Linked DNA regions of Homo sapiens: region 1 is linked to region 2. A link is a contact called in ENCODE Hi-C or POLR2A ChIA-PET data. All regions are on one chromosome and are shown on one strand. The core of a region is the stretch at or near the end of the contact, and the rest is flanking DNA. Distances in the headings are between cores, read along the strand shown. Region 1 overlaps CHST3 (carbohydrate sulfotransferase 3). Region 2 overlaps ASCC1 (activating signal cointegrator 1 complex subunit 1).

Region 1 (6,337 bases), core at 5-2,504, 160 kb before region 2:
GGGCCGTGCTGGCCTCGCGCATGGTGGCCTTCGCCGGCAAGTATAAGACCTGGAAGAAGTGGCTGGACGACGAGGGCCAGGACGGCCTGAGGGAAGAGGAGGTGCAGCGGCTGCGGGGCAACTGCGAGAGCATCCGCCTGTCCGCGGAGCTGGGGCTGCGGCAGCCCGCCTGGCTGCGGGGCCGCTACATGCTGGTGCGCTACGAGGACGTGGCACGCGGGCCGCTGCAGAAGGCCCGCGAGATGTACCGCTTCGCCGGCATCCCCCTGACCCCGCAGGTGGAAGACTGGATCCAAAAGAACACGCAGGCGGCCCACGACGGCAGCGGCATCTACTCCACGCAGAAGAACTCCTCGGAGCAGTTCGAGAAGTGGCGCTTCAGCATGCCCTTCAAGCTGGCCCAGGTGGTGCAGGCCGCCTGCGGCCCTGCCATGCGCCTCTTCGGCTACAAACTGGCGCGGGACGCCGCCGCCCTCACCAACCGCTCAGTCAGCCTGCTGGAGGAGAGGGGCACCTTCTGGGTCACGTAGGGGGGCCGGGGCCCCGTATGCCCCTCCTCGTGAAAGGCCTGCCCCGTCTTTCTGCCGCAGCCCTCGCAGAGGGCGGGTGCACAGCGCCATGAGCGGGCAGCGCCTCCTGTAGCAGTAGGGCCCCCAGCCAGCGCTCCAGCCAAAGCGGCGGCCCCAGGGTTAATTGCGGAGAACAGGACAGTGCCCGGTCCCCTTGAGGGCCATCACACCCAGACCCAACGGGTTGCAGCCTCCTGAGCAGGCCTAGGCAGGCCCGGGCCTGTTGGCAAGCTTCGATCTCACACACACAGAAACATACATTCGTGCCTGGAGACCCTGCAGGCCAGAGTCCAAATATTTAACAATCAGAAGGGGCAAGGCTCTGACCAGTGACAGTCAGACCTCCTGCTTTATTTGGTGTTAACCGTTTCTTGTCTGGATGGTGAAGTCTGGAATCTGGGTGGGTCCTTGGAGGAGGGGCTAGGACAGCCGTGGGTGTCAAAGGTGGCATTTGAGGCTCGTTTGAGGTGACAGTGGCTGTTTACCAACTAGTACAGAGCGATTCAGCGTTTTCATGAATGGGTTGGCTGTGCTGGTTACTGATGAATATGGGCCCCTTATAGAGCTGCAAAACACACACATGCGTATAGACATACATACATGTACACCATACATAGACAAGCATCATAAAGGCACAAGTGCACACACATCTATGCAGACAAGCTTCCTCGCTGCTTATGCCCACAGGGTTTTTCTGTATGACACACCTCAGAGGAGCCTGTGCTTAACATTTGTAGGATTATTTCGAGGGCAGGGCAGGGGAAAGAAACGCGTTAAAGGGCCATGACATGACACAGTTCCCTGGCCGGGTTTGGACTGAACAGTGGATTCAGAACTGCAGCGTTCAAAGCCCCTGCCCGCCTTAGATTCTCATGGCTACCTCCTCTGACCCATCCACATCCTTGCGGCTGGCAGGCAGGATGTTTTGAAATGGTGCAGCCAAAGGCCCCGTCTAGCTTGGCTGGCTCCCGAACATGTCCATATTTGAAGGCTGCCTCAGGCCTGGCAGGCAGAAGCAGCTGTGGTCCCTGGAGGCAAAAGGCAGCTCACGGGGCCTTCCATTTCCAGCCAGGCCTCATCTGGGGTAGGGCCAAGAGGAAAGTACAGAGTGCCCGTGGGGGAGAAGTCCCACCAGGATGCCCCCCCTCCCCTGAGAAGCCCGCCTTCTCCCTCGTGGACAGGAGTCAGCCAGTTGGTTGCTGTGGTTACAGCCAGTGCCTGGAATTCCTCCTTAGGGCCCTGGGAAGAGTATTGCTTAACGCAGGATGTGCTGGGTGTTTTGTTTCGGGCTTTTATTTATGGCTTGGTGTCTTTCTTGTTTCATGGCTGTGTTTTTGCTTTTGTTTCTGTAGGAGCGCCTCTTCCAAGCAGTGGAGGCCTGAGGGCTTGAGGGAGGCTGGGGAAAACCAGCAGGGAGCACTTGGCTCCTGGCAGAGGGAGAGGACAGGAGGAGGAGCCTTCCCCAGGAGGAACGAGGAGAGGTGGCCACGTGGCAGGCCACAGTGCCCTATGGGCTTTTCTGTTTGAACCCCATGTGGGATGAATCTCAAAGCCACCAGCGTTCTTGCCTAGTGTCCAGAGCAGCAGAGATTTGCAGCCCTCGCCCCTCCCTGAGAAGAAGCTGGATTTGAAAATCCCTCACAGGCCCTAACATGTTTCCTGGGTGGGCAGGGGCCTCATGACAAGCGACAAGTGTACCCAGAGTAGAAGGCCTTCCCCACTCCCACCTCAAACCCAGGAGCAGAACTCAGTATCCAGAGCTTACAAGGAGCTGCAAGGGTTTGCCGAGGGCTGCCCAGCTCTGCTTCTGGTTTCCTGGACAATTTCTCTGTCAGATACGGCCCATTGTAAACCCAGAGGGCTGCATTTTGGGTTGAGTAATATGGACACCATGGAAGTACAGGATCTGAGTCCAACATTGCCATGGGGGAGGGAAGAGTGTGTCCTGGCAGGAAGCCACCATTGGAGAAGGTGAGGCCAGTAACCATCTCATGGGATTCGCTATAATCAGCCTATTTGAGCTGCTGGGTCTCTGTCACTGTGGACTCCAGTCATTCAAGGAGGTCTCCACTCTTGGGTTTTTTTTATTTTCTTTTCTTTTGCTATTTTGCCTGAACACCCCAACACTCTTGGTTTTAGAGTCCAAGAGTAAGTTGTGCAGAGACATGGTTCTAATTTGGAGTTCAAAGGAACACCAGCTCTGAAAACATGACCGTGGGGCCAGGATGTTTCTGGCAGGCCCAGAAGTGCTGGCCGTTCTTCCCCAGCCTCCCCACTGCTCCCTCCTCTGTTCCCCATGTGGAGGTCGGAGGGGCTGGGACTGGGGAGGGGGCAGCCACCTCCATCCAAGGCTCTTCCTAGGGGCCCTGCTAATGTGGACAGTAGACTTTATCCCTCCTTCTTACTCTGGGCCAAGACCTCCCACTCCGCCCTCTGAGGATGGTACCAAGAATGGGCCTTTGGGACTTCTCAGGACATTGACAATGTGCACACTGCAGGTTGACTTAATTTATTTATTTTTTGAAAAGAAGAGACAGAAAATACCTTATTATCTGCAGGGACTCAAAGCTGTACCCAAATCAAGAAAGACAAAATAACAATAGAAACCATTCACACACTCCGTTCATGCATGGACACCAGAAGACGATTCAGAACACAAGAGGAGAATGAGCTGGAGCGCCAGCACCACGATGGCCCCAGGACGTTGTTTAAGATCTGAGATCCCTTGGTTTCTCTCTTGTTGATCTGAGATGCTACATCAGGGCCCTTGCTGCTGTATTACCTCTGCCCGGGTGTTTGAGACAGGTCACAAGCGCGTGGATGTTTCCTGGAAGTGTATTCCCCTGGGGCTCAGCGATGCTCTGGGAACCCTTGGGGTTTGGGGAAGGACAGTGTGGTGTGACTATTGGCTTGAAACGTTATGGATATGGTTGGAGTCACCCATGTGGATATGATTTTCAGCTTGGAGCTGGGATGGAGAAGATGGAAGCACTGGTGGCCGGGCCTCTTTTTCCAGCGAGGCCAGCCCTGGCTTCTCCTCTGTTCCAGCTTGTCTGCCAGAAGCCTTCCCCTGCAAGGTGCCCACCTGCCCGGAGACAGAGGGAGCAGCTGAGGCCTCTCTCCACTGGCCGCCAGCCTCCCTAGCACAAGGGGACCATTCAGCAATGAGTGTTTACTCATGTTCTTTCTTGTTGATGAGTTCTGCGGCCCAGCATATAGAAATGGCTCAGAACGTTCCAGGCCTTGGTGAGACACAGCAGCGTCCAATGCTCACAGGCTGTCCCCACTCTGCCTGTTCCCATCTTCCCCTCGGGACCTGTTTATAAATTGAGGAATGGATGAGGGCCCTGGAGGGTCCTTGGGAGTAGTTAGTGGAGGGCAGGATTCTCAGGTCCCCATAGAGAGGGAAAGAGAAGACCAGATGTGCATAGAAGCCAGTCTCTGTCACATACACCGCAGGTGGTCACCGAGTTATTTTCCAAAAGCTGAGGAACATAAAGCAAATTTAGGCTTTTGTCCTTCTGCAATACATGCACTTGAAAATAAACAGAAAAGAGATGTTTAATAACAAGTTTACTTCCGGTCTGCTAGCACCCTCAGCCTGGGAGCTACTGCCAGAGGCTGGCGTAGTGGGGCAGCTGCTGACCAAACCCCACAGAACAGAGGGCACCAGGCATCACACGACATCTTTCCCTCCCATCTCTGCCATCTGTCTGTCTGGCAATGGAAGGAGCTTCAGCAGGAGGTCCTTCCCAGAAGGTTGATTCTTGGCCTGGGTGGTAGAGGAGATATCCTGACCCTAAAGTCTTCCAGCCCCGGGTCATCCTCTCCTATACTAGGGCCTATTGACCGTAGAGGCCAGGTGCGGTGGCTCATACCTGTAATCCCAGCAGTTGGGGAGGCCAAGGTGGGAGGATTGCTTGAGCCCAAGAGTTGGAGACCAGCCTGGGCAACATGGTGAGACCAATTGACTGTAGGGCTTGTCCCTTGCTAAGACAGGAGCAGAAGACTGGATGGCTGTGTCCTCAAGGCAGTCCCCTCCCATCCCCATTCCCAAAGTCAGAAAGTGAAGCCAGATCTCAAGGGCTGATACCTGAGGCAAGGAGAGCTAAGGGGAGAGAAATTGGGGCTGAGTGGAAGCAGATGCCTGCACAAGCCAAGTGTGTCTTATTGATCTGTACAAGCTGATAGAAGGACCATCTGCTGAAATCCAGGGCTCCTGAGTTGGTGGGTTTGCTTGTGAAGCTTCTAGGACAAGGCGCAGCCAGATGGAAGGGAGAGGGTCCAGGGCTTCCTAAATGCAGCCGCATCACCTGTCAACTCGCTGCAGTTTCAGAGACAGTGGAAGCTGCTCTTTACCTCAAAAGCACAAAGCAGAATTGGCAACTTCACTTGTCTCAAGAGCTCCAAGATCCTTTGGTCTCGTGTCCTTTGGCACCCCGTAACTGGACTGGGGACAAATTTGTTACGTGTTTCCAAGGCTACAGACATGGCGCCATCCTCACAGGCCTAGCTCATGTCATGGATCAGGTGCTTTGCTGGGGGGATACAATGACCCATGTGGTCTGCGTCTTCTGCCATTGGCTTGAACTGGGCACCCCCTGAAGTCTCCATCTCAGCTGTATATTCTAGTCCAAATTTTCCTGGCTCCCCTGCTCCCTCCCAGGTCCTGCACACTGTCTTTTTGCCAACACCTCAGCCCTGTTTGCTATTTCATGTCTGCATGGTACGAGACACCCCTTCACGGCATACACTGCCATGGTATGTACATATGCATCCACGTGTGTGTATGTGTAGCATGTAGCTCATTCTGCTCAGCCTCTGGCGCCGTTCCACATTGCTCCCAGCCCCATTGCTGTCACTGTCGTCCCAGATGTCCTTGCCATGGCCACAGACAATCTGCCGTCTCCTGGAAACGCTGGGGCTGCCCTTCAGAGAGCTGGCAGCCCCAGCAGTCAGGGCCTGCTTTGCAGAATAGAATGTGAACCCAACTCCTGATGGCCTACTTGACTTATTTAATTAAAGATGAAATCATGCAATGAGCAAAACCTGCAGCGTGTCTCTGCCTTTTCCTTTGCATTTGTTCTCAGCAGCAATTGGGTCATAATTTTTTTTTTTTTTTAATTAACAGTGGTAGAAAGGAGGTGACTTCCAGCATGAAGCAGGACAGAGAATCCCCCTGCCCATTCCCAAGGGACCAAAGGCACTAGGGGAATATGGGGCAGGATGAATGTACCTTGCGTCACCAGGCTGGCAGAGCTGATGGGGACTGCGCTGAGCGGAGAGAGAGAAAACCCAGGTATTTGGGGGCAGAGACAGGAGTGTTGGGCCAGCGGTCAGGGGGCCTGGGGATGAGTCCCAGCTTTGCCACTGTCTGGCTGTGTGACCTTGCATAAGTCACTTCCCTTACTTGGACACCAGTTTCCTTTTAGAATGAAGGTGTAATCAGTTGTTCACAAACATTGTTCCCAAAAAGCCCCATTAGGGATTCAAAAGTCAGCTGAAAGGGCAGGCGGCACCCTCTCAACAAGAGTCACTGTGCGTTTTGATCTGCTTCACGTGTTCAGATAGCATTTCAGATTTATTTGGCCTTCAACTAAATCTCCAAAAACACATAAGAAGGTTGCCAAGGACCCTTTCAGCTAAGAAATTGAATGGAGTCCTTTCAAATTGCAGTTACATCCGTCATAACAACTTTAGTTCTTACTACATTTCAGCCCTGCTTGTCTCCCAAGAGCTGCCTGCAGAGCATGGGTGTTTCCCTGGGG
Region 2 (6,641 bases), core at 3,152-5,651:
TTAAAGAAACGCAAATCAAAACCAAAATGAGATATCACCTCACACCCATCAGAATTATTATAATCAAAAAGATAAACAATAACAAGTGTAGATGAGGATATGGAAAAACCGAGCAGCCACTTTGTAAAATATAAATTTGTAAAACAGCACGGCCACTTTGGAAAACAGTTTGGCAGTTACTCAAAAAATTAAACATAAATTTACAAAAATTCATACAAAAAAAATACAATGCAGCCATTTCACTCCTAGGATTCTACCCAACGAAATGAAAACAAAGATCCACCTCAAGATGTGTACATGAAATCTCACAGCAGTATTATTTATAATAGCCAAAGAGTAGGAACAATCCACAAGTCCACCAACTGGTGAATGAATAAACAAAATGTAGGCTAGCCATATATGCAACACTATTCGGAAATCAAAAGTAATGAACTACTAACACATGCAAAAACATAGATAAGCCTCAAAATATTATGCTAAATAAAAGAAGCCAGATGCAAAAGACTACGTATTATATGATTCTATCTACATGAAATGTCCAGAAAGGACAAATCTAAAGAGACTGAAAGCAGGTTAACAGTTGCCTGTGGTGAGGAGTGGGGCGGCAAACAGGCACAAGGGATCTTTTTAGGGTGATGGAAATGTTCTAAAGCTGAATTGTGGTAATGACTGCACAACTCTGTAAATTTATTTAAAATCACTAAATTGTACACTTAAAATGAATTAATTTTATGGTATGTAAATTATACCTTAATGAAGCTGTTAAATAAGTTGTGTCTATGTCTTTTTTTTTTTTTTTTTTAAGACAAGGTCTCCTCTGTCACCCAAGCTGGGGTGCAGTGGCATGATCATGAATCCTGCAGCCTCAAACTCCTGGCCTCAAGCGATCCTCTCTCCTCAGCCTCCCTGTGGCTGGGACTACAAGCTCACATCACCACACCTAGCTAATTTTTTTTAAATTTTTGTAGAAATGGGGTCTCATTATGTTGCCCAGGCTGGTTTCAAACTCCTGGCCTTAAGCAGGCCTCCCACCTGAAGCTACCACACCTGGCTAGCTCACTGGTGGTGGCTTACCCCTGTAATCCCAGCACTTTGGGAGGCCGAGGCAGGGGGATCACGAGGTCAGGAGATCGGGACCATCCTGGCTAACACAGTGAAACCCCGTCTCTACTAAAAATACAAAAAAACTAGCCGGGCGTGGTGGCACGCGCCTGTAGTTCCAGCTACTCAGGAGGCTGAGGCAGCAGAATTGCTTGAACCTGGGAGGTGGAGGTTGCAGTGAGCCGAGATCGTGCCATTGCACTCCAGTCTGGGTGACAGAGCGAGACTCCATCTCAAATAAATAAATAAATAAATAAAATAAAATACTTTTAAAAATCAAAGAAAAAACTCAAAATGCTATTGAACAATAGGCAAAAGACAGACACTTCACATGAATAAAGATATAAAAATGACTCGAACATGTAGAAAGACATATAATTTTGCTCATTTAAAAAATGCAAATTAAAACTACACTGAATATCATTTCTCACCCATCAAACTGACAAAAAATCAAAAGCTTCACAATACACTCTGTTGGAGAGGCTGTAGGGACACAGGCACTTTCATACATTGCTAGCAGAAATGCAAAATGGTACAATCCCTGTGGAGGGAAATTTGGCAATATCTAACAAAACAAAAGACACTATAAATAAGTATTTACCATCTGACCCAATGCTCTAGACTGAATTGTGTGCCCCCCAAATTCATATGCTGAAGCCCTTCCACTCAATGTAAATGTATTTGGAGACAGGGCCTTTTGGGGATAAAGTTAAACAAGGCCATAAGGGTGGGGTCCTAATCCAACAGGACTGGTGTCTTTATTCAGAAGAAGAAACACCATGAGTGAGAAAGCACAGAGAAAAGGCCGGCAAAGAGAAACAGTCGCATGAGGACACAGCAAGCAGGTGGCCATCTGCAAGCCAGGAAGAGGCTATAGCAGAAAGCAACCCTGCCAGCACCTTGATCTTAGTCTTCCAAGTTCTAGAGCTAAGAGAAAACAAATTTCTATTGTTTAAGCCACCCAGTCTGTGGTATTCTATGACAGCAGCCTGAGCAGATTAATATACCCAACAATCCTACTTCTAGGAATTTATCCTGAAGATACATCAACAACGTAAAATATGTATGCATGAGGTTAGACATTACAGCATTACTGCAGAACACTTAAATGCTCAAGTATAGAATGGTTGCAAACTATGTATAAACACATGTATACAATGATCTGGAGTGATATTTCAGGACCTATTATTAAATGAGAAATGCAAAGTGCAGGACAGGGCGGGTTGCCTCACACCTGCAATCCCAGCACTTTGGGAGGTCAAGGTGGGCAGATCACTTGAGACCAGCCCGGGTAACAAGGTGAAACCCCGTCTACACAAGAAATACAAAAATTAGCCGGGTGTGGTGGCACATGCATGCCGGTAGTTCCAGCTACTCAGGAGGCTGAAGTGGGAGGATCACTTGAGTCCCAGAGGTCGGGGCTACAGTGAGCTGTGATAGTGCCACTGCACTCCAGCCTGAGTGACAGAGCAAGATCCTGTCTCAAAAAAAAAGACAAGTGCAGAAGAGCTTCTATACTTGCTACCATTTAAGAAAGAAGGGAAAATAAGAAAACATACATTAATATATATATGCTTATTTTTACAAAAAAAACACAGGACAAATAAACCAGAAAACAATGATATTGGTCACCCACAAGGGATGAAGGAGAAAGGGGCAGAAAGAATACAAGAATGTGTGACACTTCTGGGTATGTATGCCTCTTACATAGTTTTGACTTTTGGAAGCACGTTAATGGTCTACATATTCAAACATAAAATAAACAAGTATGGAAAAGGGAAAGAAACCTAATTTGAAAGTAAACTAAAAATAAACCCAACTGTATTTTAAATGAATATCAAATCCACACTAGAGGGGGTTAAGAAAGAATCAACAAACACAAGGCCGGGCGTGGTGGCTCACGCCTGTAATCCCAGCACTTTGGGAGGCCAAGATGGGCGGATCACCTGAGATCAGGAGTTCGAGACCAGCCTGGCCAACATGGTGAAACCCCGTCTCTACTAAAAACACAAAAATTAGCAGGGCATGGTATCACGTGCCTGTAATCCCAGCTACTCAAGAAGCTGAGGCAGGAGAATTGCTTGAACCCAGGAGGAAGACGTTGCAGTGAGACAAGATCGTGCCATTGCACTAAAGCCTGGGCGACAAGAGTGAAACTCCGTCTCAAAGAAAAAAAAAAAAATCAGGCAAGAATCATTAAAGGATGTTAAATCTAAGGAGAAATTTTGTTGAGGAGCAGAATATTTGCATAGTCTTAAAATGTCCTCTTCTAGACTGCTTATCGGTTGAAAGGTAAAAATATAGTAACTATAAAGAAATTAATCAACACTGACTGGATGGTGTCAAAATTAACATCACCAATGAGGGACACTGTATACTCTAAGAAGGACACATTATCACCTATGCAATGCTCCATCCAGGAATGCCTAAGTCTACTCATGAGGAAATGCCAGACAGATCAAAAGTGAGAAGCATTCTATTTAAAAAGCCAATGTCAAGAAAGACAAAGAGCCGGCGTGGCACCGTGCCTGGAATCCTGGCTACTCAGGAGGATCACTTGAGCCCAGGAGTTCAAGGTGCAGTGGTGCTCACAGCACCGCACTACACCCTGGGTGACAGCAGAGTGAGACTGTATCTCAAAAAAAAAAAAAAAAAAAAGAAAGAAAGGCAGACAAAGAAAGCCTGTGGAAATGTTCCAGATTCAAGGAGGCTAGAAACATGACAATTAAATACAACACCTAATCCTAGACTGAATCCCAAACTAGAGAGGGAAAAAATGCTACAAAGGATATTACTGGATTAAGTGACAAAATTTGAACGTGGATGGTAAATTAGATAAAACTATCAATGTTAAACGTATTGAGGTTGAGAACTATAACATTATTATGCAAAAAAAAAATTTTGCCAGACACAGTGGTGCACGCCTATAGTCTCAGCTGCTCAGGAGGCTGAGGGGATAGCTTGAGACCAGGAATTCAAAACTAGCCTGGACAACATAGCAAGATCCCACCCCCCCCAATATTTTTAATTAAAATATTTTGAAATATTTAGGGTTAAAGGGCTATGACATGTGCAACTCACTCTAAAGCAGTTGAGAAAGATAAAAATGGAATACGAAAACAAATAGTGAAATATTAACAATAGGTGAATCTGAATAAAGGATACTATTCTTTTCTTCAACTTTTCTGTGAGTTTAAAACTACTTCCTGTATAAATTCTCTATTGGTGCTATAACAAATTACCACAGACTTTGTGGCTTACAACAATACGAACTTATCCTACCATCTTCTGGAGGTCAGAAGTCTAACATGAGTCAGCAGGGCTGCATTCCTTGCGGAGGCTCCAGGGCAAATCACTTCCTTGAGCTTTCTAGCTTCTAGAGGCTACCTGAATGTCTTGGCTCAGAGTCACATCACTTCAATCTCCACTTTAATCGTCACCTCTCCTTCTCTGACTCTGACCTTCCTGATTTCCTCTTTTTTTTTTTCTCAGACGGAGTCTTGCTCTGTCGCCCAGGCTGGAGTACAATGGCAAGATACCAGCTCACTGCAACCTCCGCCTCCTGGCTTCAAGCAATTCTCCTACCTCAGCCTCCTGAGTAGCTGGGATTACAGGCACCCGCCACCATGTCCAGCTAATTTTGTAGACATGGGGTTTCACCATGTTGGCCAGGCTGATCTCGAACTCCTGACCTCAAGTGATCTGCCCACCTCGGCCTCCCAAAGTGCTGGGATTACATGCGTGAGCCACCGCGCCCAGCCCAACTCCCTTATAAAGACCCATCTCAACATCCTTAACTTTATCACATCTCAAAGTCTCTTTTGCCATAAAAGGTAATAGTCACCGGTTTTGGGATTATGATGTGAATATCTTTGGAGGGCCATTGTTCTGCCTGTCACATGCCCCCTTCCCAAAATGTTTTTTAAGGCATCTTTGGGGAAATACACTTGGGTGATAAAACTAAAGAAAACTAAGGATGTGATTACTGTAAAAGTTGGGACAGTGGTTACCCTTCAGGGGAAGAAGACAAAGGCAAGACAAGGAAGTCTAGGGTGCTGATAAGATTGTATCTCCAGCCTACACGGTGGTTATAAAAGCATCCATTTGTTCTGTATCGTCTTCTGATGTGTGTTACATTTAACAATTTTGAAGTTTTTTTAGAAAAACTCTAAGCACAAGGCTGGGTGCAGTGGCTCACGCCTGTAATCCCAGCACTTTGGGAGGCCGAGGCGGGCGGATCACGAGGTCAGGAGATCGAGACCAGCCTGGGCAACATGGTGAAACCCCGTCTCTACTAAAAATACAAAAAATTAGCCAGGCCTAGTGGTGCACAACTGTAATCCCAGCTACTTCGAGGGCTGAAGCAGGAAAATCGCTTGAACCCGGAAGGCAGAGGTTGCAGTGAGCCAAGATTGCACCACTGCACTGCTGTCTGGGCAAAAGAGCAAAACTCAGTCTCAAAAAAAAAAAAAAAAAAAAAGAAAAACTCTAAGCACAAATAAAAGAGGAAACAGTTTGTTTTTAAGCTTTTATAGATGTTGGGCTTTTTTTTCTTTTTTTCTTTTTCTTTTGTAGAAATGGGGTTGCGCTATGTTGACAAGGCTGGTCTTGAACTCCTGGCCTCAAGTGATCCGCTGGCCTCAGTCTCCCAAAGCGCTGGGATTACAGGCATGAGCCACTGCACCCAGCCCAATGTTGAGATGTTTTAAAGGTAAAATTACACTAGTTCCTCTAAAAATATATAATATATATATTATATATAATATTTTTATATTATATATATTACATATATTATATATTTTTATATTATATATTATATTTTTTATATTATATATTATATATTATATTTTTATATTATATATAATATATATTTTATATTTTTATATTATATATAATATTTTTATATTATATATATTATATATTATATTTTTATATTATATATATTATATATTATATTTTTATATTATATATTATATATTTTATATTATATATTATATTTTATATTTTTATATATGTTATATACAATATTTTTATATTATATATATATTTCTTATATTTTTTTATATATAAAATATAGTGACTAGAGAGAGAAAAATGAGGGAAAGAAATGCCCTGTCACTAGCATGCCAAATCAAGACTTAACTAGTAGAGCCAGACTCAATTCTAAAGGCCTGAAAGTGCACACAAGTACCTTTCTAGACCTGGAAATGACTAGGAAACATAAGGGGAAAATGGCCTAATGGTTTAAAATTCCCAGCTTACTATCTCAGTCACTTTGATATTCCATTGCTCTTTCTTCCTTTTTCTTTCTCTTTATTCTTCAACTTTCTCTTGCATAAATTTGCTCTAATACCCAGCTAGAAAAAGGAAGTTCTACAACTTTGCTTTCCCTGCCTTACCCTTTGGGAGCCTAGCACTCTAGTCAACTTGAGTTTACTTGCCAAGAAAACACCAAAACACCAAGTACTGGGAAACAAAACACACAGAAGGCAATGGAGCAAGACAAGGTACAGACAGGACACCTAAGGGTCACACGATCG

What was found. Hi-C counts contacts between places; a loop is a spot of excess contacts on that map. ChIA-PET counts read pairs that join two places held with the same protein, here RNA polymerase II (POLR2A). Pooled maps may share reads with other maps.
Region 1: a map of mammary epithelial cell shows a loop between it and region 2 (4-fold over the local background). The contact joins two enhancer-like sites. A Hi-C loop is called at or near these places in 1 of 168 maps with a recorded cell type or tissue (mammary epithelial cell) and 1 of 50 pooled maps. POLR2A ChIA-PET finds 5 or more read pairs at or near these places in 2 of 52 experiments (activated B cell and activated T-cell).

The regions. Positions count from the first base shown.
Region 1 is chr10:72,007,942-72,014,278 of GRCh38, forward strand. It overlaps CHST3 (carbohydrate sulfotransferase 3), which reads left to right. Exons shown (of 3, transcript NM_004273.5): 3 at 1-5,617. The coding sequence ends at 530. Among named protein-coding and RNA genes, the nearest start is that of CHST3, 47 kb to the left of the region's middle. Within about 2 kb of position 1,255, at least 28 of the 41 ENCODE cell types and tissues checked have a DNase peak (open chromatin) inside an H3K27ac peak, as active enhancers do.
Region 2 is chr10:72,166,855-72,173,495 of GRCh38, forward strand. All of the region lies in intron 5 of ASCC1 (activating signal cointegrator 1 complex subunit 1), which reads right to left. Among named protein-coding and RNA genes, the nearest start is that of ANAPC16, 46 kb to the right of the region's middle. Within about 2 kb of position 4,402, at least 9 of the 41 ENCODE cell types and tissues checked have a DNase peak (open chromatin) inside an H3K27ac peak, as active enhancers do.